Regions from separate parts of the Homo sapiens genome. Here region 2 is linked to region 1. Evidence: chromatin loops called from intact Hi-C (ENCODE). Cell type or tissue: Caco-2. All regions are shown on one strand. Each heading gives the region's core, and the rest is flanking DNA. Links, peaks and the distances in the headings are about the cores only. Region 1 overlaps COPS8-DT (COPS8 divergent transcript). Region 2 has its middle 130 kb from the start of ACKR3.

Region 1 (15,975 bases), core at 3,809-11,808:
GCTGCTTTCATTGCTTGGCTCTCGTTAGACTTTTCCCCCAGATGTTCTTAATTTGGGGGTTATTTTCCATTGCATGTGGGCCCTTCAGTACTGTAAATATTTGACTTCAATATTTTCCATAGCTTGAAGAACTTTACAGTGGTCACTTCAGACATGGTTACAGAATGTTCTCTGATCCTTTCAGGCTGCTCTGTAAATTAGAAACTTGGTAGTTGATATCTTGTGGGCTCCACACACCATTTTTTTTTTCTCAGACTTTGATGTCTAAAAGTGCATTGTGTTATTTAGGCCTTAGGCACGTATAGAGATATCCCTGAAGCATAGATCAGGGTGGCTCATATGAATGAATTTTTTCCAATTAATTTATCCTCTATGGTGGGATCTCACATTAAAAATCATATTGTAGGTTTTTTTCTTTTTCTTTTTTTTTTTTTTTTTGAGATGGAGTCTCACTCTGTCGCCCAGGCTGGAGAGCAGTGGCGTGATCTCGGCTCACTGCAACCTCCACCTCCCAGGTTCAAGTAATTCTCTGCCTCAGCCTCCCGAGTAGCTGGGATTACAGGTGCCCACTACCATGCCCGGCTAATTTTTGTATTTTTTAGTAGAGACGAGGTTTCACCATCTTGGCCAGGCTGGTCTTGAACTCCTGACCTTGTGATCCACCCACCTCTCAAAGTGCTGGGATTATAGGCGTGAGCCACTGCATCCAGCCATATTTTAGATTTTTAAAAGATCTCTGCCAGTGGTCTTCAGTGGTACCATCTTCATTCAGCCTTGAGTACGAATCTTTATTATATGAAATGCCCTAAACCCATTCCCTCCCAATCCTAGACTGTACTTGCCCTTTGCTCACCATTTCTTCCACCTCATCCTTCTCCATTGTCCTCCCCAACCAGAGGCTTTCCCTATGATGCCTTCCTTCCCAACCAACTTTCCCTTGGGTCATTTTAAATTAATATGTACTAATAACCCCGTTAATATTAATACATCATGTTAATCAGCAATAAATCAATTTTGTATCATCTAAGGACATATTCGCATAACTAATCTGACTATTAAAAAATTACATTTATTTGAAGTTGCACAGATTTTTCACATGTATTTTGCACTGATTTACGAATTGAGAGCTATGAGGGATAACAAAAAATATCTTTCCATATTCATTCTCAGAAAGCAACTGTTTCATTTTGGTATTACATATCATATTGCAAGCAAATAACATTCTTTATCACGTGAAAAAAAGGAATGCTATAAATTAAATCATCAGTGGACTTGAAAAAAGGTGCTATTGAGGCATGTGGTCTAGCTTGCCAGTATAAGAATTTTGCTGGTAATGTGCTGTCTCACTTTTTTTTTTTTGCAAGATGTTGATAAATAACACATTTATAAATGGCTTGCATAATGGATTTTTAACAACTTCCTTGGGAAATAATTTTATGTTCCCATAAGATTTTCCTGCTATGAAGCTTTTCCTGCCACTTGTTCTAAATTTCCTTTTGACATATTTGATGGTTCAATAAGGTGTTGGTTTCATTGAGTGCTATATATCACCAGCGTGGAGCTGGCGTAAAGGGTCATGGCTCTTTACAACAGGAAAGGACCGAGAAATACGAAATTATATGAACCACGTGGTCACTAACTTCTCTATTCAAGTTTCAAATTGACTATAAAATATTCTCAACACTTTTAAATTGAAAAGATTCAGTTTGTATGACAGTATATTGAGTATGAATTTGGGGGGTTGACTATCTTTGTTTTATGTTTGTTAGAAATGCTTATGTTAGGGCCAGACATGGTGGCTCACACCTGTAATCCCAGCACTTTGGGAGGCCGAGGTGGATGGATCGCCTGAGGTCAGGAGTTCGAGACCAGCCTGACCAACATAGTGAAACCCATCTCTACTAAAAGTACAAAAATTCGACAGGTGTGGTGGTGCATGCCTGTAATCCCAGCTACTCAGGAGGCTGAGGCAGGAGAATCACTTGAACTCAGGAGGCAGAGGTTGCAGTGAGCCGAGATCATGCCACTGCACTCCAGCCTGGGCAACAGAGTGAGGTTTCGTCTCAAATAAAAGAAAAAGAAGAAAAAAAAGAAAGAAAGGAAGGAAGGGAGGGAGGGAGGGAGGGAGGGAGGGAGGGAGGGAAGGAGAAAGAAAGAAAGAAAGAAAGAAAGAAAGAAAGAAAGAAAGAAAGAAAGAAAGAAAGAAAGAAAGAGAAAGAAAGAAAGAAGGAAGGAAGGAAGGGGAAAGAAAGAGAGAGAGAAAGAAAGAAAGAAGGAAGGAAAAAGAGAGAAAGAAGGAAGGAAGGAAAGAAAGAGAGAAAGAAAGAAAGAAAGGCTCATGTTATCATGTTAGCTGTTTATCACTGGGCCCTCTGGACTATCTTCCCACTTGAGGTGACACAGTTGAAGAGAGCTGTCCACCTAGAGCTGGAGAAGCCACCTTTGACAGCCCATCTGCGGCACTTCCTACCTTCTCCCGATCTGCCCGCTAGTGCTCATGGTAATAGTAGTACCTCTGCCACCCTCTGCTGCCACCGTCAACTAGTCGCATCTCAGTGGCTGCTGGCAACCTTGGGTTCTCATCTTTCTCTCCATCCGGTCAGATAATGCTTTCATCGTTACATGTTTTCGTTTGATTTCTTTCCTCCATTGGATCTCCTCTGGGAGAAGGGGTTGGGAGTTGGGGACCTTACCAAAATAACTCTTTCAGTTTTGCACTTTCAGGACATGAAGTTGTTTCCTCAAGGAAAATGAAAACTGGGTCAGAAAAGGTTCCAGTGTACCCCCACACTATACCTGAAATGTCCCTGCTTCCTCACACCTCCCCCCACCAGCCTTCTTACTCATGTGATTTTTCTCTCAGGAATCACTCTATCCTTCGGCAGTTTGTCTTCTATCCCCTTCCCACCAACTCTTCCAGGTCAGACACATCTCTACATCTCTGTGGCCAAGCTTCAGCACTTCCTATTGAGCTCCTGAGCCTCCTTTAAATTAAAAAAAAAAAAATGGCTGTGCATCCGCTTCAATGTCCCCAAATACCCACAAGCACATGGATGGATTTGCCAGCTCAACACCCAGAAAGGGTTCTAGAAAGTGTGGAATCACCTAACTCCATGCAGGGTCCAGACAAGGCTGCTGTTCTAAACCCAGTCATACAGTTTGATTAAAATCTTTGAAGAATATAATTCAAATGGACAAATATCGAAACGTGAACTGTGATTTCTGGGTAGTGTGGGTGATATTCACTCTTTTTCTTTTTACTTAGCAGTATTGCTTGATGTTCCTATAATATCATATTAGCATTTTGCAATAAGTTATTCATTGTAATTGAGATATGGGGGACTGACACAGGCAGTGGCAGTGAGAATGGAGAGAGAAAGAAAAAGATATGAGAGTATCTAGAGAGTCCTAGACCTGGTGACCAAGAGAGTGACCAGGAGCTAGGAAAACACCAACCAAAACAACCACTAGACAGCATATAAATATTGGAATTACAGAAGGGACATGTGGCAGATGCCAGGGTCTCCTTGACATCCTTTCTTCCTCTCCCATTGTTCAGTAACTGAGTTCTTTGGGGCAATGGACTCCATGCCAGTTCTACAGGTCCCCACCCCACCACAGGTCTCTGTCAAGGAGCCAGACACCATCCACCTGATGTGGTTCAAACAGCACAGTTCTGAGCCATTCAGCAAATGATATTCCCCTGGCCACACTGCTCACTTCAAGGGTGATCCAACCAGCATAAAGCTCTAGATTTGAGCTTGAGAGTTGTGGGAAGACCTCCTCCCGGCTATTGTGTGTATTTAAAGAAGCCCAGGCTGCAACAGCAGCCATCCTAGGTCCAAGAAGGCAGCCAGCCTTGGAATGAAACCAACACAATAGAAGGCCAAGCAGCCAGACAGGAACAAATTGGATCCCTGATGGCAGCATGGAGCCACTGGATTTGCTGACCCAAAGTCTATCCTGCCACTGGGCTTTCCAGTTTAATGAGCCAATTAATTGCCTGATAATTTAAAGTGTCCTGGCTAATTCAGAGCTGGCTGGGAATGGGGTGGAAGATGAGAAAGACAGCTGCTAAATCCCTGCAAGATGTTCAGGACCCATGTCCAGGAGGCAGTTAAAAAGTGGAACTTGGACCTTGAACTCAGGATAGAGACTTAGACTCAGGAATGAACCTGGGGGTTACTAAAATATGTATCAGTCAGCTACTGCTGCATAACAAACTACCTCCCCAAACTCAGAAGCATGTGAGATGGTCAGCTGTGGGGGCTCTGCTCATTGCTGCTAAGCTTGGCTGGACTCAGGCTCCACATGTTTGTTAAGACTCCCAAAGCAAATCACATAGTTGAGTCCATCTTCAGTTGGCTGGAGAATGTATATTCTGCTTCTGCTTCAAAGTTGTATTGAAAAGGGTGTGGTTTCAGGAAGAAATAAAAGCTATGGGACAATATTGCTCTCCATCACATGGTGTCATTCCAGGTGAAGCCCAGGGCATGGATAAAATACCCTAAAGAAAATATCAATGAGATAAGGGGACACCAAAGTCTATGGAGCAGAAGATGGGCATATGAAAAAGGTTTTAAAAAGAATCTTCACTTATTGATTGTATAGCTATTTATTGAGTTCCAACTATGGGTTGGGCTCTGTTTCTATTTCTGGGGTGGGAAAGCTGTCAAAAAAAACCCTGCATCATGAAGCTTCTATTCTAGTAAGACACTGGGGAGACCAACAATATACAAGATAAATAATAAAACACGTAGAATGTTAGCTATTAAGTGTTAGTATAAGAATATTTAAAGCAAAGAGGAGAAGTGGCTATGTAGTGAAGGGAGGAGGGGTGAAATCATAGTGTCCCTGGCCAGAGAAGGATGCACTAAGAAGGTGTGAATGAAGGGTCGAAGGAAGTCAGGGAGGGAGCCATGCAAATACCTTCGGGAACAGAAGGAACAGAATGTGCACAGACACAAAGCAGGGGTGTGTCGCGTGTTCAGGGCATAGTGCATAGGGCAGTTGGCTTGAACAGAAGGAATGGGGAAGAGAAGTAAGAGATGAGTCAGTATGACAGGGCCACTCACAGCCTCGCACGTCATGAGGACTTTGGTCTGGAAGGAGTGAGCTGGAGGCCAGGGGGGAGTTTTGCTCAGAGGAATGACATGATCTGATTGTAACAGGATCCCTGTGGCTGACTTAACTGACAAAACTGATATTAATTTTACTGATGTTGACAGAAGGCTATAGCAATGCAGAGGGGAGAGGGCAGGGGAGCTAGATCTGATGCAGGAGGATCATTAAAAGGCTATTGTGGGGAGCTGGGAGAAGCTGATAGGGGCTTGGAGCAGGGTGGGTTAGTATAGGGGGGAGAATGTGACCTGATTCTCAAGCCAACCAACATAATCTGCTAGGTAGTTTCATGTGGGGTGTAAGAAGTAGAGAGGAATGAACGTTCGCTCCAAACTTAAGCAATTGGAAGAATTCACTGAAATTGGAGACAGATGTGAAGAACAGGTTTGGTGGAAACATCAGAAGTCTGATTCAAACATGGTGAGCTTCAGATGCCCACTGAATGTCCGAGAGCAGCAGATGTCAAGGAGAAGCTCAGGTGCACCAGTCTGGAATTCAAGGGGAAGGCCAGGGCCAGCGAGTATATTTGCCAGTGGTCAGGATATAGATGATATCTAAAGCCAGGAAACAGCATGAGGTCCCGTAGGGGTGAGTGAGGACAGAAAAGAGAGGGGCTCAGAGGACTGAGCCCTGATGACTCCAACGATGACCAAGGATTACCTTGACTTTCAAGGTCAGAGAGATGAGGAGGAGCCTCAGCTGTGCTTGGGGGTGGGGTCAGCTGTGGGTACGGGCTGCCCAATCTGAGGAAGGTGGAGAGCATTTCAGGGAAAAAAGAGAGAGGCTCCAGCTGGATCTGAAGCTGATGGGGAGGTAGAGTATGACGAGGGCCAAAATCCTCCTTTAGATTTGGTGACTGGGATGCCAGTGATTATCTTAGTCAGAATACCTTCAGGGTGTGGCAGAATCAAAGCTAGGCTGTGGCTTCTGAGATTTCAGGGGCTTTTGGAGGAGGAGGAAATGGAGGTGGTGAACTTGGACAAACATTTAAGAATGTTTGCTACAAAAATTACAATGATGATGATGGTCGCTCACTAATATCCATCATCTATTCTAAACACTTTACATGCATTGAATCAATGGAAAGCAGCACAAAGAGATAAGGTGGTTTCCTGACACTAAACCGGGTCCCAGAAAGGTGTGTGCCTTTGGCTGTGGTGTGTGTGCAAATACCTGAAACCACAGAGCAGGTGGACAGGCTGAAGGGAAGGAGGCAGTGACAGAAGAAGCAACAGACACCGGGAGGAGGGGATGACTGGGAGCCCCAGAGCCTGGATCTATTGGATGGAATTCAGAGCCAGACAGAGGGACTCACCTGAGTGAAGAAGGAGATGCACGCTCTGTTCCCAAAGGAAGAAGGGAAGAGTGGCGAGAGAAATTTCATTAACTTACTAAGAAGGAGGCCAGGAGGCCAGGTCATTTGGAGGAGAGAGATGAACAGGGTATGGGAGATACTGAGCAGCCGCAGATGGCCTCATTGGGAATGGAGACCAGGTGGGCTGTGTCTACCAGAAGTGCCGAGCGGCCCGAGAGCAGGGGGCCCAGGAATGGATGAGCAGAGTATCGGTGCCGAGAAGTCACCAGAGGAAAAAGAAACTGAAGGGAGGAACATGAAAGAGGATGGAGTGACGGCCCACAGGATCGGGCTTGGCAAGGACAGAGTTAACCCTGGTGGGAAACATGGAGTTGGGGAGGGCAAGGAAGGGAGGAAGGATCTGAGGGAGCTCATGGGGGAGTGCAGTGTGTCCAGGGACAAGAAGGAGGCATGGGAAGCCCAGGGTGCATTCATTTCAGGGGTATTTGCTGAGAGGCCGCTGTGCACCGTGCACTCCCTCGGAGCCCTGGGCACATTAGGAGGTGGCATTTAGAGTGGCCTAGGGGGCAAGAGCCGGAGTCACAGAGTAGATGAGACTGCCCAGGAGACCATGAGTTAAGAGACAGGAGACTCAAGGGTAGAACTTCAGGGGAAATGTCTCTTCCATGAAAGGGGTGAACAGGAGAAGTTGTGCCAGAGCCCTAGGGAAGGAGGAAAGCTCCCGACCCCCAACCTCTACCCTACCTGCCATCTGCCCACTTCCATGAGCTCCATGAGTGAGCCCTGAAACACAGGGGAGGAGAGAGGTTACAGGGTAAGGGGACTGCATCTGACCACCTGACTGAGGAACAGTCTTCCTCTACAGGAAAGTCATTCTCCCCTTCTGAAGGTGCGGCTTAGAGACGGGAGGACACTTAGGAAGCAGTGAGAAATTGGATATGCAGCCACCAAGCCAGGGCAGCTGAGTCCACCTGGTGGCCGGTGGGTGACATGAAGGCAGTACTATCATCTCAAGTGATTTCAAGATAGGTTGCAGCAAAGTTATCAAAGATGGTCAGTATTAATGACGGCCATGGAAGCTCCGATTTGTGTAGACTGGATCTTTTACTAAGTCCTTTCAACATCCTTCACCTCATTTGATTTTCACCATAGCCATGTGAGACTTGACCTCTCAAAGATGGGAAAGTTGAGGCCAAAAGAAGATTTAACGAACTCGCCCAAAGACACACAGCTGGAATGAAAGTTATTTGAAAGTGACCCTTTGCAATGGGAGCCTGAAGATTGTTTAATTTATTGTGCACGGTCCTCTTTTTTTATGCTATGTGAAATGTCAAGAATAATTTCCTTGTAATCAACAATGTTCATTTCTTTGTTTCTTTCCCTTTTACTGCCTTTTCAGAAACTCTGCTGATGTCTTTTGGAAGCGTCTATTCCAATGAGTCTTTTCCAGCTTTCCATTATTGGTGAGGTGTGAGGGAACTAGTCACTCCCCAAAGATTACCAGAAAAGTTCATTTTCTAGTTGAGTTGGGAGGTGCACCTCAACCAGGAACATGGAGACTTCCTGCTGGTTTCACATGGAGGCCTCCCGCCTTCTCGTTTATGCCAGTGGGGCAGTTATTGAGTTGGGTAAAGATGCTCTTACTGGTCATACAGGGTATGTTGAAGAAATGAAAATACAACTTAGATAAGCATTCAGTTCATTTCAACCAATATTTTCTAGGTGCCTAGAATGGGAGCTGTTTGGACAAAATGGTGCATGGGGATTTAACATTCCCAAGGTCAAACAAGGCCCGGGTCTCTGGGTAGCAGTCCAGGGACAACCAGCACCACCACAGATGGCTTCCCAGGCAGAGGGGAGCAGCCTTGCACAGATACAATAGTTATGTGCTTTTAGGGACACACACTCCTTAAAAACTGAAGTATGGAATCTCCAGGAAAATGTACATGCATGAAAACTTCTACATATAATTTGTGGAGTTTTATGACAGTCAGTATTCCCTGTACCTCAGACTAAGAAGCCCTTAAGAACCTGGCTCTTTTTTTTTTTTTTTTGAGATGGAGTCTCACTCTGTTGCCCAGGATGGAGTGCAGTCACATGATCTTGGCTCACTGCAACTCCTGCCTCCTGGGTTCAAGTGATTTTCCTGCCTTAGCCTCTTGAGTAGCTGGGATTATAGGTGTGCACCACCACATCTGGCTAATTTGTGTATTTTTGGTAGAGATGGGGTTTCACTGTGTTGGCCAGGCTGGTCTTGAACTCCTGGCCTCAAGTGATCTGCCCACTTCTGCATCCCAAACTGCTGGGATTATAGGCGTGAGCCGCCGTGCCTGGCCGAAACCCTGATCTTCTGAACAGACTCAAGGACAAAGCAGATACGTGGCAAATTTCAGCTGTATATCACAGAGTTCTACGCCCGTTTCTGCAGCCTTTGAAGGAAGGCCATGGCGACGCCTTGTAACATCGGTCTCACCCCCACTTCACCCCACCCCACTCCTTTCCCTGAAGTAAACCCTCCTCCCTGTCCAAGCCAAGCTCCAGCGCTCACCCATCCTCTGGGCCCTCATGGCATTTTGTTGACACTCCGGTTAAAGCCTTGCTTCCTTGTCTACCTGGGTCTCTCCCCTAGGAAAATGTGAGTCCCTCGACAGCATAGGAACAACACCTTGTCCCTTGCACTTCCCACTGCCTGGCAGCCCAGAGATGCTTAGTAAATACCACTTGTGCCAATGGATGCTTAAATGGCTCAGGCACCAATTTTGATTGTTTCGTAATTCTCCAATGTGATTAAAAGTCATTTGCTGCTTCAAAACTCAGAGCAAAAGTTATTTTACAAAGGCCTGTTAAAATGACACAGTGGTGCATGGTCTAATGAGTCCTTGCACCCCAATGTGAAGCACCCCAATGCTCTGAAAGCTTGCTAAAGCTCTTCTTCTGAAAGCCAACTGTGTCCGCTTCTCATGGTAAAGTTTTACAGTAGACTTTGGCATAAGGTAATTCCATCCTACGGGACCCGAGCCAAGATGTAAGCCCCTGGTTTAAGGTTATATCTCCTTTGTGCACTTAAAAATGTGTTAAGAGAATAGATCACATGCTTAGTGCTCTTAACACAGTAAAAAATGGGGAGACACAAAGAAATTTGTGGAGGCAATAGGTACATTTATTATCTTGATTGTGGTGATGGTCTCAATGGATATGAACATATCAAACTCCTCGAACTGTGTACATTAAATAAGTGCAGGTTTGTATATTAATTTTAAAAACAGCTCAATAAAGCTGTTTTTTAAACAGGTATTTCTTATATAGGCAGGGCCTGGGGTTAATGGAGGCAGGGGCGCTGGGATGTGCTGGGAGGGAGGAGGGAACAGGAAAGGCTGGGAGAACAGGAGGCCCTGAGAGGACCTAGGGGATTTGAGGGTGAGGGAGGGAGCTGGGGGGCGCGGGGTGCATGGTGAGCCCAGAGTCCATAGTTTAAGGTGCAGAATTTAGACTAGCCATTATCAGGTAAAAGTATGTCACAGGTGGTCAAAAAGGTAATAACATCTAAGAAGTAGACATGCTATTCAATAACCAAGTTTTCTGAAGACTTCATCAGGTATCTTGAAACCCAGGAAAAGGAGGCATGCCAGCCTTCAGCATGGAGGAAAACAAAGTGGCATTTGGGATGTGCTGAAAAGGCGTGGGGACACTCAGGTCCCCATCTGGGCCAGTCCAGGGAGGGCCCTTTGGGGGGCTGTCCTGGTCAAAACAATACAGCAATCCCAAACTCAAGCCGGTGCAGGAGGGCACGAGGCTCAGGGTCCGGAGTGGCTGACCCCTCAGTGGAGCAGGTAGTGCCAGGTACCCAGCCAGGAGGTTGTTGCCGCAGGGCTCCCCAGGGGCAGTCAGACACCCAAGAAGCAGGGCTGGGCTGGCTCAGTGCTTTCTTCAAGGTCCGCTTCGAGGTGATGGAGGCCTGGCAGCAGCCCATGGCCCCAAGCGGGGCTCCCAGGGAAGTGGCTGCAGGAGCTGGGCAGGGTCCCAGGCCCGAAGAGAAGGCCAGCCCTCACCCTGGGCCCACAGAGAAGGCCAGCCCTCACCCTAGGCCACAGAGAAGGCCAGCCCACACCCTGGGCCCACAGAGAAGGCCAGCCCTCACCCTAGGCCACAGAGAAGGCCAGCCCACACCCTGGGCCCACAGAGAAGGCCAGCCCTCACCCTAGGCCACAGAGAAGGCCAGCCCACACCCTGGGCCCACAGAGAAGGCCAGCCCTCACCCTAGGCCACAGAGAAGGCCAGCCCACACCCTGGGCCCACAGAGAAGGCCAGCCCTCACCCTAGGCCACAGAGAAGGCCAGCCCACACCCTGGGCCCACAGAGAAGGCCAGCCCTCACCCTAGGCCACAGAGAAGGCCAGCCCACACCCTGGGCCCACAGAGAAGGCCAGCCCACACCCTGGGCCCACAGAGAAGGCCAGCCCTCACCCTAGGCCACAGAGAAGGCCAGCCCACACCCTGGGCACACAGAGAAGGCCAGCTCCTCACCCTGGGCCCACAGAGAAGGCCAGCTCCTCATCCTAGGCCCACAGAGAAGGCTGGCTCCTCACCCTAGGCCACAGAGAAGGCCAGCTCCTCACCCTAGGCCCACAGAGAAGGCCAGCCCTCACCCTAGGCCACAGAGAAGGCCAGCCCTCACCCTGGGCCCACAGAGAAGGCTGGCTCCTCACCCTAGGCCACAGAGAAGGCCGGCTCCTCACCCTAGGCCCACAGAGATGGCTGCAGTATTGCAGGGAGACCCAAGCAAAGCCATCCCTGTGGCAGAGATGCTGACATTAACAACAAAGGCAGGAACTGAGACCCAGGTGGCACTCACTCATGTGGCACTCATTCCTGTGGCACTCACTCCCATGTCACTCACTCATGTGGCATTCACTCATGTGGCACTCTTGTGAGCCAGGTAGTCTTCTCCATGCTGGGCATATGATGACACATTGAACTCCTAACAATCCTGTGAGGGAAGTGCGAATAGCATCAAACCCCTCGCACAGATGAGGAGACTGTAGCAGTGAGAGATGAAGTAACTTGCCAGGCTAGCGTTCGTGGAGTTGGAATTTAAACTCGAGCAGCGTGGCTCCTGGGCTCATTCTCTTAACCCCTATGCTGTATTTTCTCATGGTATGGGGAAAGAGGAAGGAGGGAGGGAGTCAAAAGCCAGAGGCTGAGCCTGGGTTTAATTCGCTGGCAGGGCCCCCTCACACACACACCGCCAGCAGGGGAGGTGGCTCTTGTTCCATGTCCTGGCCCCAGGGCAGCAGTCCCGTGGATGGATTCTGGGCTGGGAAAAGGAGATGCAGGAGTTGCTGGAGGTATGTCTATGACTCTGTAAAGGGATGGTCTGAATTCCCTCCCAGACAGAGTGAAAGTCTCGCTGTGTGAGTGCCATGGACACAGCATGTGCACCCCTCCAGCCCAAGTGGTGTTATTGAAACAAAGGTCAGATCGTTTCCTATTTAAAAGCTTCTCCTGGCTCCCCATGTCACTCAGAAAGCTTGTTACCATGGCCCAGAGACCCCTCTGACCCCACGTTCTAACTCACCTCCCTCCACTCCCCTCACTCTGCTCCATCCTGTGGGCCCCCGAGCTCCCAGCTCAGGGCCTTTGCACATGGCGCAGCCCCTTCCTGAAACTCCCCTCCCTTGCAGAGCTGCATGGCTTACTCCTTTACTCAACACAGGTCTCTCCTCAAATGCCACCTTCTCAGGAGGTGCCTAGGACCAGCCTGTGCCAAGTCACCTTCTCCTTGCTCTGCTTCCTTTCTCCATGCACCAATGCCATGTGGAGTGCACACACTACATACAACACCTTGAGGGGTCCACACACAACACTGTGTCAGTTATACACACAACACCAGGTGGAGTCTACACACAACACTATATGGGGTATACACACAACACCATGTGGGGTCTACACACAACACCAGGTGGAGTCTACACACAACACCATGTGGAGTCTACACACAACACCATGTGGAGTCTACACACAACACTATATGGGGTATACACACAACACTGTGTGGGGTCTACACAGAACACCATATATAGTCTACACACAATACCATGTGGAGTCCACACACAACACTATATGGGGTATACACACAACACCATGTGGGGTCTACACACACCACCATGTGGGGTCTACACATGATGCCATGTGAAGTCTACACACAGCATGATGTGGAATCTACACTAACTTGTTTATTTGCTTGCTGTATATCCGCATCCCCCCCACACATCACTAGAACTTAGGTGGCACGAGGGCAGGAACTTGGATGTGTTCACTGCTGTAACCCCAAATGACTGCTGAATGAATGGAATGAATGAACACAAAGCGTCCTCCCCAGCTGCACATCTAAAGCAGGAGGAGCCCCTCTCAGTTGGCCCCTGGGGTGCCTGTATTGAGTTTCTCTCTGTGGATGCCAACCATACATGGCTGATGACGCTCCTGACAAAGCCCAGTGGAGGTTTTGGTTGCCTATTTCCCCTCTTTTTTAAGCTCTGTACCAAAATTGATTCAGATCATCAGATACAGGCACCCTGTTCCTACTTTGTTAACTTTTCTCCAAAACACTTCATAGAACCCTGAGTCAACATCCTAGCTACGGCTCCTATGGAAGTTCAAAGCAAGAAACAAAATTATGTCCACTTTTAGAATAATTATGTGAACTTTTTGTTCTTAGTAAACTGCTATAAGCTTAAAATGCATCAGCTTTCCCAAGCTTCCTATCTGGCCTGCTTACTGTGTAATTGCCATTTTTAATGGTAACATATTTTAACTGTATCACATCACTCTAGTAGAAGAGATTTGCAGCAATATTTACTTCTTTGGTCATATTGTTATCATGATGAATAAACGGGTATGGTAACATCAGAAGATTAAATTCTCTCTCTTAATGGAAAATTAACTCTGAAACCAGACATTCTAGAATTTCTGTTTCCTGGAGCAATGGTTCCTGATTTGTGGGCAGCAGAGCCCTGGGGGACACTCCAAGCCCCATCCTTCTTCAAGGAGTCTCGCAGTCATTGTAGGCGCCAAGTGCCTCCTGCATACTAACTAACAGTCTTGTGCACCAAGGCTTGACTGTCATGTAAATGTGTCCTCACAGGACTTTGAGATCAACAAGTTATGACCTCACATATGCTTTTGACAGTAGGTATTTTTCAATCAAACTGCACCTATTATCATGCAGAAGGCTCTCAAATAGCTAACCTCAAAGGGATCTGTGTGCTCTATAAAATTTAGAACAGCTTCTCCATAATTTGGAGTCTTTAGGAGAATACAATATATTCTAATGGAGATATTTATCATCAGAAGTTTACAAAGACATATGAAACAAAAGCTCAGTTGCAAGACATTAAGAGACAGTGCAAATAGCAAGCAATTAACTAGGAATTTTCTTTGGTCAAGTTTCTTCCCTGATATGAAACTCACTTCATGTTTAGCTTCCCCTGTTCTAAAAATCCAGCAACACTACAATAAGTTCACTCTCTGCATTCACTTCATACTATGTTCCTAATGCTGCACTGGCAACTTTGCTGCTCACTTTTAATTAAAGCACAAGGGTTGTGGGAAAAACGACTTCTGCAGGCATTGTAATCACTCTGAGGGACTGCTTTATCTGTCCTCTAACTCTCTATGTTGGCCTCTGAATAAAGCTGCCCTCAAATGGGTGGACAGTCAAGTACTCTTCATGGGGGTCTTAGTTCTAGAAGGCACAGAGATGACGTATGTGGGAATTCCAAACACAGGCAGGAAGAGGGAAAACACATGGAAGTGATTTTAGTGCCTAATTTTGGCTATCTCTATACAAGTATGACAAGATCGAACACATCTGAAAGAAGGAATCGGCACTGACATTTTATATCAACTCATTTAAGAGCATTGCTAAATTCATCGCAACCTTTGATATTCAAGACCCATAAATATCAAGACGTGTGCGTGTGTCTATGTGCATGTGTGTGTGTTACAGATACAGACCTCACCATTTCACCATTTGTGCATTGCTGCAACTCTGTCGAGCTTGGTTTCAGCCTTATATAACCCTGGTGGGAAAACTCAACTAGAGTGAGGCAGTGGCTTCTCCACCAGGGTGTGACAGTGGAGAACCAAACAGATAGGTAGAAGTATGGACCCAGCCCCTCCCCTTTTCTCAATACAGGCCATTTTCATCAGTCTATCTAATTTGTTTATGCCTTTATCCATGTATTTAGGTGTGTACAAAAGTTGGGCTGCTAAAGAAGTTTGAAATCCACTGCCCTCATCTACATTTTCACTGATGCATAAATAAATTGCTTTATTTGAGTCAAAATGCATTTATTTTGTGAGGGATTAAAAGGCCAACTATATTGCAATTAATTCTAGAGCCTATTTTTGTTTTAAGAATGAACTAATGGGGACCTATACATGTTGCAGCCATCCAGGTTTTTTTTTTTTTTTTTTTTTTAAGCAATTAAAGCAGCAACACAAATCCCTTGGTGTCCTGGAGAAGATGGGGTGGGTCAGAGGAGAAGCAGCACAGGTGGTAGAATCCAGGGACCTGGCCCCACCCAAGTCCTCACCCTAGTACACTACCCCAGTGGCCCTGAGCAAGCATTTGATCACTGCCATTATGTCTGCTGTGCTGGGGGTGGAGGAAATGGGAATGATATCGTCAGTACTCCCAATGCTAAAGGATGGTTGAGAGGATCAGCCTGATCTACAAGCTTGTTTTCAATTAATATTTTCAAATATAAGTTTGGGAGGGGAAAAACATTCAAGCCAAAGCATAGGATATACCTGTTTAATGAGAAATACATAATGAGAACATTAGGATGATCACAAGAGGGGCTTCATATGGGGTCTAAAACAGAATTAAATTCTAGCAAGCTAAAGATTGTTTCCGGACGGGCATGGTGGCTCACGCCTGTAATCCCAATACTTTGGGAGGCTAAGACAGGTGGATCACTTGAGGCTAGGAGTTTGAGACCAGCCTGGGACACCTGGTGAAACCCCAACTCTACTAAAAATACAAAAATTAGCTGGGCGTGGTGGCACATGTCTGTAATCCCAGCCACTCAGGAGGCTGAGGCACGGGAATCACTTGTACCCGGGAAGCGGAGGCTGCAGTGAGCCGAGATGGCGCCACTACACTCCAGCCTGGACGACAGAGCAAGACCCTGTCTTGAAAAAAAACCCTGAAATATAAAAAGTGAAAGATTGTTTTCCTAAGGAAATCAAAAAGAAACAGTCATGGGGTTATGTTGCTAGGAAAGGAGGAAAGTGAAGGCAATTTGTCACCCTGAGAAAGAATGGACTTCTGCTTGACATCTCTAGCTCTGTTTTTCCTTTGTTCTTTTAAATAAATAAACAAAACATAAAGAGAGGAAAGCCCAGAATTCCAAAATAATTTAGCATAAGCAAAGGGAGACAGACTCCAGAGAGACCCACAGTCGGCTTCCCAGCCGGCCCTCCGAGCTTGTTCTCAACTTTTCCTGATACCTCCGCCCTGCCCTGCTGCCCCCACAG
Region 2 (15,975 bases), core at 3,278-11,277, 330 kb before region 1:
CAGAGCTGGTCGTGATCTGTTGATAAAGACACAGCACCCTCTGTCCCTGGAGGTGTGGCCAGGGCACATCTACCCCGCTTTGCCTCTGTCCTTCTCACCACAACACGCTTCTTATCACTGTGCCCCCAGAATGACAGGATAGTGGTGATTGGGAAGGGGCTGAAACACACCTGACTCGGTGGATGTAGCACTCCACTGTCACACCTCATCTGTGTATGTGTGTGTGTGTGTGTATGTGTGAGCATGTGTCCATGTGTGTGCATGTGTGTATCTGTGTGTGCATGTGAGGACAGCATTTTTGGCTCTTTAAGTTTGACCTGGAATGTCCACTTTTAAATAACTGATGGCAAAGCCAAGCTGCTTGCGAAAGCAGGACCCGGTCCCAAATGCCAGTGGGGATTAAGAGGAGGTGGGACTTGTGCATCCTGGGTGGACAGGAGTCCTGAGATGTGAGCCTGGGGCCTATCTGATGACCGTCCTGAGACCCCAGCCCCACAGCAGCCCCCAGCCCACCTGCCTTCCTCAGCCTGCATGGAAGCTCCTCCATTCCCTCCAGGCTTAAATGGGAAGCCATTTCCAGACAGGAAGTGGAGAAGGGGAAAGTCAGCCATCCCATCAGCCTTTTCTGGGTATGTGGGGCTTGTCAGTGCTTGGATGGGGTCCCAGGCGGCTGGGGCGTTCTCACCAGGAACTGGCAGTCACAGGGTGGCAGGCAGAGCTGGAAGTCAGGGCAGAGGGCGGGACAGTGCGGGGGCTGGGTCAGAGCCAGGGCAGGCCAGTGCGGTGCCAGCTCACTGCAGGCTCTGCCCAGAAGTGTGTGGCAAAGACAGATTTCAGGTGTGGGTGTCTGGGATGAAGGCAGAAAGCAGGGAGAACTCAGATGGAAGATTCTGGAATAGGATTCACAGAGTCAATGGTCTGGGGGTCTCAGTGTAACTGGTGACGATAGCAGGGAGGGGGCCTCCCTGGGGACGGGGGTGGGTACAGAGGAGACAGGCCACACCCTGCTGGGCAAGGATGGCTTCCTGTGGGTCACCAGGGAGGTTGCAGGAGAAAAAATTACAGAGCTTGCCCAGAATATGCCACCCTGTTTTTGGGGTTTTATGGTGGTAAAGCTAAGTCTGCAAATTGCACTTAGAATAAATGCAAACGTATCTGGTGGCATTTTGTTTCTCTCTCATTGCCAGTCTTCTGGAATCAGGGCTGTTGTGTGTTGATCTGGGACTCCCGGGCCCTGCCTCTGTCCCTGGCCTCGGCCTGCTGGCTTGTGTGGGACCTGAATTTCGGGAGCTGTGTGCTGCGTCCTCCCGCTTCCCTATCTGGCCTGTTCTGCAGGATGGGAGGGCCAGGGGCTGGGAGTGTGTCCCCTCCCACCCTCCCTTGGAGGCTGAGCTTGGTCCTTTCAGGAGCATCAGGGTAGAGCTCCACTGAGATGGAGCCACTGCTGACTCCTTTGGTGAAATGATCCATAAGCCCCTGACTTCTCTGTCCTGAGAATTTGATTTCTTACTTTTCCAGGCTCGTTTAAAAGGAGGCACGGTGGCAACTCAGCTTATTATGGAGACTCTTTACTGCAGCAAACACACTTGCTCTTTCTCTTCTAGTTTCCTCATCTGTAAAAACAATCACAATTGTCCCCGACACATCTCCACCGAGAGTTCCTGAATGCCGTGGGAATAGTGTGCTGTTAGGGGAATTATTCTGGTTTCCAGGGCGATGTGTGTGCTGGGAGGGCCCTGAAATGGTGGTTGGGGGTGGGGAGGGGTGGGAAGGATGTGGAGGAGGCACCCAATTTCTCAGGAGCTGGTGCTTCTCCCTGCCCTCCCTCCCATGGGAGGAAGCAGCCGAAACTTGATAAGGGTTGTATTGCTTTTACCAATAAAGGGTTTCTCCTGCCGCCGCAGGCGGGGTCTGTCGTGGCTCTGCAGACATCGCACACACTCCTTCTTCACTGGGCCCCGCAGGGACTCAGGAGACAGGGCAGTGGTGGACGCTGTGCCTGCAGAAAGGACCCTGTCCCTGCCCACGGAATTGCTGTGATGAGGATGCTCCGCTGGGGGACTCCTGGTCGTGAGTCCAGGATAAAAGAATGTCTTGTTCTCAAGTGGAGAGGGCCCCAGAACGGGGATTTGAGGTGGAGCATTTTGAATTGGCGTGAATCCAAATGATTGCATACTCCAAAATATGACCTGTGTTCTCCTGACAGAAATGCACACAGGGGAAATCAAGCAGCCCAGACGCTGCTGGGGGGCAAGCGCAACTGGCAAGAGGCGGTCCACTCAGGTCCCATGCCATGGTGCATTTCCATGAGCCGGGGAGTTATGGGATATTCTACCTGGGTAAAAGTATTCTTCACACTCAGAAAGCAATTGTGTAGCCCTTTAGAGCTCACTCGTGTCAGGTGCAATGCAACTAGCTATGTACCTGTCCACTCCTGTTGCCACTTGCAGATTCCCTGAGGGCAAGGACTGGGCCTCTCCTCCCTCCCTCCCTCCATCCCTCTCTCCCTCTTCTTCTTCTTCTTCTTTTTTTTTTAGACAAGACAAGGTGTTGCTCTTGCTCTGTTCTACAGGTTGGTGTGCAGTGGCACCATCATGGCTTACTGCAGCCTCAACCACCCAGGCTCAAGTGATCCTCTCTCCTCAGCCTCCTGAATAGCTGGGACCACAGGCAGGCACCACCATGCCAGGCTAATTTTTAAACTTTTTGTAGAGCCAGGGTCTTACTATGTTGCCCAAGCCGGTCTTGAACTCCTGGGCTCAATCAATCTTCCTGCTTTGACCTCCCAAAGCACTGAGATTGCAGAAGTGGCTTTCTTCTCTCCCTTCCTCCCTCCCTCCCTTCCTCTCCCCCTTCTCTTCCTTACTCCTTCTTTCAGATCCCCAAAATACAGTTGCTGGAATGTGTAAGTGTTTAAAATAGAAAATATATTTATCTTGCTGATTAAAGAGCAATACCCATTTATTGATAATAACTCGGAAATATAGAAAAGGGAAAAAGAGAAAATAATATATAATTCCGCCACCCAAAGGTGGCCACTGAATAGATGTTTGTTTTGACTTATTGAGGCATTCAAAGCATGTTGGTGCATGGTTTTTAGACTACTTTTACACCCATTGTTTAGTCACTTGAACTTTTATGTGTCATAATCTCTCCACATAAGCTTATTTTAATGGTTTGAATGTATCACAGGACGTGATGGATGAGGCTGTTTTTTACTCATATAAAAAACACTGAGAAAAACATCTTTGCAGGGATTTATTTAAATATCAGATTTGCTTGTCTTTTTGAAGACTTTCATGGATAAGGCAAATTATTTCCATTTGGAATTAAGAAGAAGGAGAATGGCATGGAACGTTTTTCATGGAAAGCAGCCATGTGCTGTGGCTGCTTTGGAATCCAGGCAGTGTGATTTGGGGCTGTGGCTCCCCCACCCGCATCTGCAGTTCACCGCTGCCTTTTGACCTTACCTTTCAGAAGGGCCACAGGCATATATCAGTATCTCAAATAAGAAGAGAGCTGGGGTGGTGCAGGCCTGGAAATGGTGTCCTGAACAGTTGGAGGAAAGGGAGATGGAGCAGAGAGGACGATCTGCACGGAGATGTAGCCACGACATAACCACAGAAGACACTTCATCTCCTCTACTGCGTCCTCAACCAGTGGGCTAGGTTTTTCTCTTGGCCCGGGCCTTCCTCCTGACTTCTCTGCTCTCATTGAAATGATTTAACATCCTACGTTCACTTTGAATTCATGGTCTCCATTCTGTAAAGGAAAAACAAAAACAAAACTGTCCACCTAAAAGTCACAACTCTAAATTGACCTTCACCTCCAGTCTCTTCCTGTCCCCTGCTGGCCCTGGCATGGCTGCCTCTGGGCTGGCTCTCCTCTCCTAGGTGGGGTGGAGGTTCTTGCTTGATGGTTCAGTTGTAGATGGTTTGTGCTCTTTGGTCCCGGCAGATGTCTCAGCTGAAGTTCTCCCCTAAGGCTGATTTTTTATGTCCTCAGGGGCTCCCTGTGGTGTGAGAGAGGTTTGCATCTAATCCTGGGAACCTGTGTATGGGAGGTTACATGGCAGAGGGAACCAAGCAGGCAGTGGAACTAAGGGTGTCAATCAGCTGACTTTTTTTTTTTTTTTTTTTTTTTTTTGAGAGGGAGTCTTTCTCTGTTGCCCAGGCTGGAGTGCAGTGGCGCAATCTCGGCTCATTGTGATCTCCACCTCTCGGGTTCAAACGATTCCCCTGCCTCAGCCTCTCGAGTAGCTGGGACTACAAGCGCCCGCCACCACGCCCGGCTAATTTTTTAAATTTTAGTAGAGAGGGGTTTCACCGTGTTGGCCAGGATGGTCTCGATCTCCTGACCTCATGACCCATCCGCCTCAGCCTCCCAAAGTGCTGAGACAGCTGACTTTTTAATAGGAAGACTACCCCAGACTATCTGGGTGGGCCTGATGTAATCCCCAGTGTTCTTATAATGGAACAGCGACCAAGGAGAGGCAGGTGAGAAGGTCTTGGCCACTGTAGCCGGCTTTGAAGATGGAGGAAGGCGCCACGGACCAGGGAACACAAGTGGCTTCTGGAAGCTGGACAAGGCAAAGAAATAGATTCTCCCCCAGAGCCTCCAGAGGGAACCAGCCCAGCCAGCACATTTGCTTTATCCCATTGAGGCCCATTCCAGGCTTCTGAACCCCAGAACCACCGGGTAATACATGAGCATTGTTTTAAGCCACTTTGTCTGAGGTCATTGTTGCAGGAGTGACAGGAAATGAATACAGTCTCCCTTATCTTTCTCCCCTGTGGCTCCTTGGCTGTGGGCACTGCCTCCCCTTGGCCATCTCCTGATCCTGCTCAGCTCCTGCCAGAGGGTTCACCCCCATGGGGCAGGCTGCTTGAAAGGCCCCCAGGGGGATCCATTTCTACCACAGATTCCACGTCTGGGCCCTGGGGTTCTGCACTTCTGACTCAACCCCAGAGCAGAACATGCCCCGACCTGTGTGTGGCCTCCTTCTCACTGCCACAGGCTCGTCATGTTTTCTCCCACCCGGGGCAAGCATGGGCCCTCGGGCCCTTGACCCTGGGATGCAGCTGTTTCGTGTCTACCACTGGAGAGCCTGAGCAGGTCCTGTCCTGGCTGTGGTGTCCTCCTGTGTACCAGGTCAGGCTCAGGGAGAGAATTTCAGAGATGGCTTTCAGCTGCAGACTGTTCCTAGAATGTATGACCTGTGCTGTAACAAGCAAAGCTGGTAAAAAAAAAAAAAAAAAAAAAGGAAGATGACCTGGTATAGTGGAGCTCTGGGTATCACTGGCAGCAAAATACCCTCAGTCTCTCAGAAATGGCACCAAATAAAGAGGAGGTGCTTGCCAGGGCCACAGTGAGGGCTTGCGGACAGCCTGGCCACACATTCACTTCCCAGAGGTGAGGCCAATTGGAATTTAGAAGATGCTTATGAAAGGGTTAATTATGCAGGGTTTTTTTTTTTTTAAACTAATATTGATGGAAGGCTGTTCCAACTGAACGTATATTAGGAAGATGATACCTAGATAAACACCAAGTCTGGCTGGGCTCAGTGGCTCACGCCTGTAATCCCGGCACTTTGGGAGGCCGAGGCGGGCGGATCACTTGAGGTCAGGAGTTGGAGACCAGCCTGGCCAACATAGTGAAACCCCGTCTCTACTAAAAAAAATTACAAAGAATTAGCTGGGCGAGGTGGCAGGTGCCTGTAATTCCAGCTACTCAGGAGACTGAGGCAGGAGAGTTGCTTGAACCTGGGAGGCTGAGGTTGCAGTGAGCCAAGATCGTGCCGTTGCACTTTAGCCTGGGCAACAAAGCAAGACTCCATTAAAAAAAAAAAAAAAAGACAAAGCCTAAAGCCATGAACTTACAAGTGCTAGGCTGGGACACTGCAGTCGGGCCGATGGTCAACATGAGCCTCAGGCCCTTGTCTGTGACATTTCTGCTGTATTTCATGTCACTAGGCCAGGGCAGCCCAACGCATCCATGTCCGTGGTGAACTTGCAACTGATATTGGCCCCATCATGCCTGTGCATGGTACACCGTCTCCCCAGATCCTGCCACTCACTTTCCCTGGGACCCTGTGTCCTGGGCTCCTCAGGGAAGTCACCTGCATCTCCCCTGTGCATCCTGTCCTTAGAGAGAAGGACGGCAGAGCTGTGTGGGCGAGGGAGCCCTGACTTTCTGGAAAGTGAAGTTTGCACACACCTCAGGCCTGCCCCTCATGTGTAAATATTATAGTCTAACTCTTAGGGAATTATTTGTTTGTCTTTTATAGTTCACGTTTTAAGGGAGTGTTCTGCCTCCTTTATTGGCTGTATGGCTGGAAACAACAGACCTTACATTTTCCTTGAAATTTTGAATCCACTCATCTGTAAATGGTTATAAGATCTACCTACAGGATGCGGGGAATCTCAATTCTACATTTTTAGCTTTAGATTGCATAAAATAAACTTGCGGATTTCAGTTAACCACACTGCATGTTTGCCTCATTGACATTGCTTTCTCCAGCGTCTCTCAGAAGAAAAGGGGTTTCAGGGCTGAAGCGTTGCCCAATGGGACTCAATTAGCAGGGGAAAGCCTTGTCAGTTTTGAAGGGCGGTGGGTGTTGGGGAATGCCTTGCGTCTACAGTCTGCATTCCACCTGGGCAGAGGGAGATTTACAGGACCTGTCAGTCATGACAGTGATTGGAAAGGAGGAATGCTTTCTCTTATCTTGGATTTGAGCTGAGACACAGGAATCCCACCACCCTGACTGCATTCATGGAAAAGAGGTACAGCTCCTGCCCTCCTGGTCTCTGTCCCCTCCCACTGCCCAGGCATCCCACCCACTCTGTGGATTCCTTTGTGCATTTAGAGTCCTGAAATCCCATCGGGAAGAGACCTCAACAAAGAGTCCCATAGCCTCTGTTTACAGCAGAGGAAAGTGTGGCCCGGGAAGGAAAGGTGACCAGCAGGCAGGACACCCTCACTGAGTCAGCTTCTCATCTGCGACATATCACTTTCTTATATCCTGTGGGATTCTTTGCATTTTATAGACAAGCAAACAAAAAGTCAGGGAGTTGGAGCTGCCTGCCCAAAGTTGAAGGGTAGCTAGCTACTTGTAGGCCCCTCAAATTCATTCATTCATTCATCACACCGTCACTGAGCTCCTGCTTGGGGGCAGTTGGCATGGAGAACAAAGAAGCCTGGAAATCCGTTCTTGAGGAGACAGACAGACGACAGCTCTCCTTGTCTGCAGCCCTCAGTGTGGAGGTTTTCTGGAGTCATGACCCACGTCTGCTTGTTCTCTCTTCCTCGACAGTCTCCCCTGTGGGGAATGGTTATCCTCTCTGATGAGTCAGCTCTCAGCGCAAGACAGAATGACCTCCAAGCCCCCATCTCCCTGTATAGGTATAGCTGCTGTGCAGAGCTCCTTGGCTGCCCAGTAGGGAGTTCCTGCCTAGGATGTGGAAACAGAATGTGTTAGCTTCCCTTCAGATGCGGGGGCACCTGGCCCGGTGCTGAGCATTCAGCAGGCTCCCCTCCCATAACTGTCCCTGGCTTTACTAAGGACAAAGCTGCCACCAACTCACCTGCCTCACTCACCTGGGTCAGGAGCCGCCCTCTGTCTCCCTCATTCCCTGAAGTTAATCTCATTGATTCCAGTTCATAAATGTCCCCAGCCCCTGAAGTGTGTGGTCTCCACACCTAAGGCCACTGCCCAGCCCTTTCCCAGGGGCTACTGCAGCTTCCTGGGTGGGGGCTGGGCCCCTCAGCCCTCTGTGGGGACATTGACCCAGCCGATCTCCACTATGAGGAGCCTGCCAGGCCAAAGGGGATCTTCCTCCCTTTTCTCATCCTGACTTTGTAGAAAAGAGAGCTTTACTCTGAGATTTGCTCCTAGGTCAAGGTCAATGGACTTGGCTTCTGAGATGGCTGCAGCAGCCTTGCCTGAATCAGCCGTGGGCCAACATGACCTACTCTGGCCGGTGGCACAAGAGAGTTTTGACTGGAGTGACCGGTGTGACTCGGACGTTGCAGGAGGGGCCTCTGTCCCTCACACACAGGGATGTCCCCTCTGGGTGCCTGCAATTCCACCATTGGGATGCTTCTAGCTGGGGAGGGGATCTGCAGCACTGCAGACATTGGATAAAAATCTCCAGAAGGTTGCAAAATGGCAGGCGGGAAAGAGGTCAGAAGAGGGAACAGAGCTGGCAGGAAGGCAGGGCTGAGGGAAGAGGTGGATGCAGCCCCCTCACATGGACCAACCCATCAGTAGGGGCTCCGAGGGTGGCAGTGGCATTGGGTGGGCCTGTGACACAAGAAGTGCTGACTTGGGTGGTGTTCAGTGCCCTTGTGTCTGCCTGCAGGCTGGTGGCTCCCCTCCCCATATTTGCCCTGGATGCTTGATGTCCCCGAAGTCTGAGGACATCGTCATCTGAGCCAGTGGCTCAGGCTCCCCCAGGGATTAGCCCAGCATGGATGTTCCTGGCTAATAGTGCCTTACCTCTGAGCCATCCACAGGGGTCTTTTCTGGCGAGATTCTTAGGAGTTGAAAAACGGCAGATTTCTAAAAGGGCAAAGGAATGTAGGCTTTGGTAATCCTAACATGAGATTCTCAATTGAGGCAAGGAAAGAGGAAAGGGGAGTTCCTAAAAATGAAAATAGTCCCAAAGGAGAAGTGCTGATGGAAGGGACTCAAGAAATCCAGTTCCACTGCCCAGGGGTCCTGCAAGTGCCCAGGTTGCAGATGATCCAGAACTGCAGAGGTCCATGGAAAGACCTGGGGAGGTGGGATTAGGTGGAAGGAGAAAACTTGTTTTGTTCTGTCTCCTCCAATGAGAAGAATCTCATCCTCCTGCTCCTCTCTGCTCTTCTGCAGCACTCGATGTAAGCTTTCCTTTTTAAGTCTCTCTCCACCCTGACTTCTGTGCACTGTCCTATTGTCCCTTAGGCAGAAGACACAGCCAGACTTGAACCTGGACCCCACGTACCTTTGTAGTTGGATAATTCTCTGTTATCGCTCATCTATATAAATGGCACAGCCAATGAGAAACATATGAGATGAAGATGCAAAAACATCTCACAGGGCCCTGGCCTGAAGAGGTGCTCAGTGCACAGTGGTCCTGTCTTCTTCTCATTCCCCTCCCCTGTGGCTCCTTTGTTCCTCTTCAGATGGCCTTGATGTCTTTTCCCATCCTCTAAATGAGGGCTCCTCAAACTATGGCCCTTGGCCCAAATCTAGCCACAACTTGTTTTTATAAATAAAGTTTTAGTGGAACACAGCTACACCCATTCATGTACATATTGTTGATGGCTGCTTTCCTGCTCCAAAGACAGAGTTGATTTGTGGCAACAAAGACTGTGTGATCCTCAAAGCCTAAAATATTTACTAGATGACCCCTGATAGAAAAAGTTTCCTGGCTCCTGGTCTTAACCCATAAAATTTAGGTACTCCCAAAGTTGCCTTCTTATCTTTTATGCCTTTTTTTCCATACCCTCTCTCGGTAGTCTCATTGATATTGTGACATCAACTTCTTTTTACCATGTCAGTTGCTCCCATATCTAAACTCCAGCCTTTCCCCAAAGTCTAGGCATACCTTTACAAGGCCTTATTGACTAAGTTCAACAAGCCTCCACTCAAACCCATTACCATTTTTCCCAAATCTGCATCTCTTCTGGATTATCCTAATTTGGTTAACGGCAGCTCTAGTTCCCCAGACTCAAACCCTTTGCTGAATCACTTGTGCTTTCTGGGTTTTATTTCTCCAATTTCCTTGATAAAGTATTTATCACTGTCCCTTTCTTCAAGAGGGGAGAATTGTCCTCACAGGGTTGGGAAGTGGTGATATAATGAGTTAATGTGTATTAATCATTTGGCACTGGGCAGGCACCGATAAAGGGCTCCATAATGCTTCTGCATGGCCAGATGGGTGGATATACTGATGGGTGAGAGGATGGATGTGCGGGTGGGGGACTGGATGGATGATGGATAGTTGAATGGGTGGATGGGTGGATGAGTGTGTGTGTGGGTGGGTGGACGAATAATGAATGGGTAAATGGGTGGAGGGGTGGATGAGTGTGTGGGTGGATGGGTGGGTGGGTAAGTGGATGGATGAATGAATCAATGAATGGGACATGCACCAACTGCCACACAAGGTTTGAAAAGTGTGATGTGATGAGGACTCTGCCTTTGGAAGCTAATTATGGCACACACTAATTCTAAGTATATAAAATGGTTGAGAGAGAGCAAACTGAAGAGGAGAGGACCAATGGGAAGAGTATTTCCATATCCCAGGTTAGTAACATCCTGTGTACCACCCAGGATGACAGTAGTGGGAATGGAAGTGAGAGAATGAGCCAGGAAGATGCTGCCAGAGGAATGGACAGTGACCAGTACTTTATCAGGCAGGGTAGGGAGACAAGTCTTGGAAGGTATGAGGGACTTAGCAAAGAAGACAACAGTGTTTGAGCTCTGGGGACCAAAATAGCCTACTCCAGAAAGGCGGCAGGTTTAGGGGAAATGGTAAATAGTTTAAGTTCAGACACATTAAGTTTAGTAAACAAGTTCTTATAAGGTTATCATATGTTCCAAAGTGGTTTAAGTTACCTTACAAAAAATATGCTATGAAAATAAAGGAAGTTAGGGAACTGGGGCTATTGAGAAGCAAGTTGAAGCTTGTAAAGTTGCTAGAAGTGGGCCTTGGACTCTCTCATAGCTTCTCAATAGCAGACAGATCCTGGAGGAGAATCTCCCACCTCCCGGGGTTTGTGGGGAGGGGTTAGCAGGGACTAACGCTTGCAAAGCACTCCACCCTGGGCAGGCACAGAGAATGGGCTCCATTTTTAAGTGCTCGCTATTCTTTATTATTATCTTGACTTTCTTATTTCTACTTTTTAAATTTTATATATGCATTATTTGCTTGATAGTGCGTTAAGATCCCAAGGGGGCTGTGTCTCATTGCCCTACCACACTCATTGAATGGCATAGTTTATGCTGGTGGATGAATGAATCCGTGGCTCAGACCCCCTTAGGTTGGCTCCTTTCTGCAAATCGGATTCTCCTGGCATGTAAGTGACGTTCCTGCCATGAGGAGAGCCCAGCAACAGCTCGGCTCCAAGCAGACCCCAGCCCATCCATCTTCCCACCCGCAGCATGTATTACGCAAGGCTTGGCATGTTCTGCCATCAGGAATGGGTTGCTGGGAGCATGAATGGAGGTTCTGGGGCAGGAGAAAGATTTACAAAGTATGCCGAAGGTTTTATTTAGTATGAAATAATTTCTCACTTTATTGCCTGGTGTTTTTTCCTTAGTGTAAGCACCCAAAGCCATGCTTAATTTAATAATGTATTTGCTTATTAATGTACTGTGTTTCCCAGTCATAAAATCTCCTAGAAGGATACTGAAAATTGGCAGATGTAAACACGCCATATGCTTTCTCTTCAAATCTGGCCATTTTGAATGTCAAAATATTTATTGTTTTATGTGCTTTATTATTATAACTTTTGTATTTCCACTGGAGTATTTTATTATTAAAAATGAGCATAATTTTCTATTTAAAAGATTTTCCAAATCCTCAGAAATACACCTAATTCTATTTTTAGATCATTTAAAGATTTGAGTTTTGAATGGTCAGTATCTGCAATACTTTTATTCTTGTCCAAAATTTTGGGGGGCAGCTTGTGCCTCCTGCCAGGGAGTTGGGGGAGAGATATCCAACCAGCTCTTCATTGCTGTGTGCAGTTTGAGGAATTCCTTTACCATGCCCAAAATGAGGCCTGTGTACTATTACTTGCTTACTTGCTTTGCAACGTCTAATTTAGCCTCTGATCTTTGGGGCTGTTGTTAACTTTATGGTTTACACAATTCAAAGTGTCAGGCAACTGTGAAGTGCTTGCTCAGGAAAGAAACCCAGAGCGAGACCACCTCAGCTGCTGAGCTGGCCTCTCTAATGAGCATCCTTAGGGATGCTTCTCTAAGCACGGAGAGCCCGAGCAAATATTTGCACAGTTGAATTACATTTTCTAAGGCTACATATGCAGGTAAAATTCTCTTTCCAAGTGCCTGAGAGACTTATGGGTTCCAGCTACCTGCCTGGGAAGGTAGAAGTGGCCAATCAATTCCCTTCAACTGGCTTTGAGTTGCTCTGTATACACCCAACTAAACACATGGAAAGCATGTAACAGGTGGATCTGGGTTCTGCATGGCATGATTTGAAGAAAATCTCCAGGGATATCTGTTGCAAACATATTCTTTGTGTTGTGGTGTGGTGTGTGTGTATGGGGGGTGGGGGAATATTTAATGGGCTGCTTCTGCTCTGGCCCAAGTTTAGTGTGTGTGAAATCTCAAGAAGGGAGAAATGGGTGGGTCACTGCAGTTTCAAGGTCTAGGAGGGTACTCACGTCTCCATCCTCAGTCCTCTAAGCCTTGTTATTATTAATACTATTGTTGTTGTTATTGCTATTATTTTAATTTTATTTATAAAACGAGGAAGAGAGCTTTGAGTGGCAGAGGCTGTTAGGAGCAGGTCAGGGCAGAAAGACCTAGGACAAGTGTCATGGGGAACAGAGAGGAAAGGAACAGGTACCAGCCCGAGGGATGGCTTCATCCTCCCGCTGCCGTGTCTCCTTCTGGAGAGATGGTGAGAAGATGGAAGGATGTAAATAGAGCGTTGGAAGTGACCTTGGGGGACTCTGTTAACCTCTTCAACTTGGAGTGGAGAGAAGCAGGTTCCCACACAGCCCCTGGTTAAGGGCAGAGCAGGGCCCTGCCCTTAACCAAGGGCTCTGGCATCTCCTTCTGCAGACCTTGGGCATGTCACAGAGGGCAGGGCAAAAGCAATTGTGAAGCTCATCCCCTCCCGAGTCTTGCTGCCACAAGAGAAGGCAAGGAAGGCATGAGCTGGGGCTGGCATTTGCCGGGTATTGTCATGAGTGCTTTCCCAATAGAAGCTTGTTTATTTCTCAAAGTAATCATCTGTGGTAAGTGTGACTTGTCCTGTTTTCATTTTATGATTGAGGGGACAGGCAGGGAGATGAATCAATTTGACCAAGGCTAGACAGTTTGCAAGTAATAAAGCCACAGTTTTTGTTTTGTTTTATTTTGTTTTGTTTTGTTTTTGAGACAGAGTCTCACTTTGTTGCCTGGCTAGAGTGCAGTGGCATGATCTCAGCTCTCTGAAACCTCCACCTCCCAGGTTCAAGCAATTCTCCTGCCTTAGCTTACCAAATAGCTGGGATTACAGGCGTGTGTCACCACACCTGGCTAATTTTTTTGTATTTTTAGTAGAGACAAGGTTTTGCCATGTTGGCCAGGCTGGTTTTGAGCTCCTGGCCCCAAATGATCCACCCGCCTTGGCCTCCCAAAGTGCTGGGCTTACAGGTGTGAGCCACTGTGCCTGGCCTAACACCACAATGTAAACCCAGGCTGAATCCAAAGCCAGCAGCTTGCAAGACCTCCTATAACAGACATGCCCTTCTAGACGAATATGCAGCCTCGTGTAGGACTGGAGTGGAAGTTGTGTCTGGGCAGGTCAGGGAGAGATGGTTGAGGACTGGGTTTTGGAATGGGGATTAAAGGCAAGTAGAGTAACATTTGGTGAGCACCTACTGTGAACATAAATGGGTTTGACATCTCCTTTAATTTCCACAACAGTCCTTCAAGGGCTAGAATTTTCCCATTTTGCAGATGAGGAAACTGAGGCATTGAGATAGACATCTTGCCTAAGGTCACATGACTGATAAATGATAGAGCCAAGAGTTATATTTAGGAGTGTCTTATTCTAAAGTCCCTGGGTTTTGCACAGTACTGCAATATGGCTGTGGCTTTCCCCAGTCATCGAGCAATGAGGCCTCCTGCCACTCCTTTCAGTTTCAGGGTGGTTCATGCACAGAGGTTGACTTTTTGGATGGACTGTGCCACTCCTCATCTGTCTGGTAATGGCGGTTCCCGTCAGCTCAGGACCTCAACAGTTACTCTTCACAGGAGAACAGAACCCAGGGGTCATGATGGCAAACTGGCTACTCGGGGATGGCCCAGTGCTGGGCTTGGGAACACTACAGGAGTGTCAAAGACAAGGTGAGGGGAGCCATTGATCTAGGGTGAACTTGAGTATCAGTCCTTGGGGTAACTCATGGAGGGAGGGCAGTGTGTGATTTGGTCAGGGGTAGTAGAAGAAGATGTGGCTGTGAGAGTCAAATCAGGATTTTGTGCCTGTGATGGGACTGTCAGTTGTTTTGTCATGGCGTCTCGTGGCCTATTACAAGGCAGGCACTGCCCAGCAAGGAGGCCAGGCGCATAGAATTTACACAGCAGTCCTGAGAGAAGGACTTCTGCTCAAGCAGCAGGGCTGGGGCCAGATGTACTTTTCAGGCCAGCAGGTGCTCTGGTTACTGGAACGTAACTCATGGGGACTTGGGGTTTGAGTGGGAGTCACAGAGGAGGCTGGAAAGCTGTGGTGACTTGGTTGTACTGCAGTGAGGGGCACGCCTCAGAGCCAGGAGTGAGTACAGGAGAGGCAGCAGCATGCAAGGACAGAGTGGGTGTGCAGGCAACAGGACCCCAGACATCCCATCCTTGGGGTTCTCAGAGCCCTGGGCTGATGCCGTAAGGCCTTCGAGTGGTCCGTGGTAGAGTATTAAGATGATGCTTCAAGCCCAGGGTACATTCAGGCAGAGACTCTCGTGCCAGGAAGACACAATCACCTGGATAAGTGTGTCTGTGGCCCAGGCTCATGAACTCAGATGACAAGGGTGAGTTGTCTGTTCCTTTGCTTAATAACAAGGGATTTGGTTGTCTTTGGGTCTGTTTCAGTATTCCAGTAACAAAACAGCTTTATTTAGGACTCCATGAATCAGCCAAATTTTTCCGTGGTGTTTCTGTTAGGATATCTGTCTGTAGACGATGGACAATGGAATATGATTTGAGTTATCTGTTTTTTCCCATCACTTATTGGCCTTTTGGCTAATACCAAACGTGTATCTTGGCGACTAGAAGCAGAAAGGAGCGTGGTTTTATATGGACATTTTTAGCTGACATTTCACTGGATACCTTCGGGTGTCAAAATGAAACAGAATTAACCTCCCTGCCCTGTTCACACATTATAATCACTACCATATTCCCATATTTATGTACACTGCTGGGTTACCATCCCTAGAAGGTCTTAATCAAATGGTTGAAAAAATACATTCTGCTTTAGGTCTGTCAACTGGCCAGTATTTTCCTATCACGCATAGTAATGACGTGAGCCATTGTTAAAGCAAACCTGACCTTTTTAAAGGAGGGCCCAATCAAGTGTCATACCCAGTGTTCAGAAATGACCTTGTAAAAGGCCTTCTCACAGTGAAAGCAATCTTGGAAGAAACCATTTCCCGAGAAAAGCCAATTTGGTATCCCGTAAAATCTGTTCGAGTTTCTTCTATCGGATTCTGTCCTGGGCTTCCAAGGGGATTACAGATTACAAACCTGAAGGAAAGCCTTTTCTTAGTTGGAAGAAAAACAAATGAAATATGCAAGATGTTTGTATTTCTAACAGCTAAAATATGTTTACACACACACAAACATACACATACACCCCACTAAGGATATAAACTTTCTAATGAGTGCCTGCAGTCCTGTCTCTTTTCTGTGCTGAGACTTCAGCATAAAAATCAGATTGCATCTGTCACCATTCAGCAGTATGCGCAATGAAAGCTCTGGAAATCTCTGCTTCCTTGGAGCCTGCACCAGCTCCTCGAAAGTGACTGTGACCTCTCCCGTGTTCCCCGCCCTCCCTACACTCGGGTCCTCTCCTGGCTCTCCCTCCCTTACCTGTCCAAGGAAGTGGCATGTGTTTACCACCTGGTGGTTACAGGAGACCCATGCAGGTGTGTCTGTTGGAAAGTGTAGCGAGTGGACTCTTTCCAAAGGGGTGACCTCATCAGTCCTGAAAAACAACTGCCCAAATGGACATTTGTGTAGCGCACTTCACTTTGCATAATGACCTC

Evidence for each region. Hi-C counts contacts between places; a loop is a spot of excess contacts. Peaks named below come from ENCODE experiments on the same cell type or tissue, not always from the same donor. Only the 100,000 strongest peaks of a DNase experiment are listed, where the experiment ranks them.
Region 2: it touches region 1 in a loop (3-fold over the local background); 2 of 110 quality-filtered maps call a loop at or near these places.

What each region holds. Positions count from the first base shown.
Region 1 is chr2:237,020,216-237,036,190 of GRCh38, forward strand. All of the region lies in intron 1 of COPS8-DT (COPS8 divergent transcript), which reads right to left. Among named protein-coding and RNA genes, the nearest start is that of COPS8-DT, 58 kb to the right of the region's middle. In Caco-2, for the core only: a CTCF peak has its summit at 7,416 (motif pointing left); DNase peaks (open chromatin) are centred at 5,076 and 7,386.
Region 2 is chr2:236,687,049-236,703,023 of GRCh38, forward strand. No RefSeq gene overlaps it. Among named protein-coding and RNA genes, the nearest start is that of ACKR3, 130 kb to the left of the region's middle. RefSeq lists enhancers at 4,485-4,985, 4,986-5,486. In Caco-2, for the core only: no CTCF peak of the experiment used is centred there; DNase peaks (open chromatin) are centred at 4,973 and 6,713.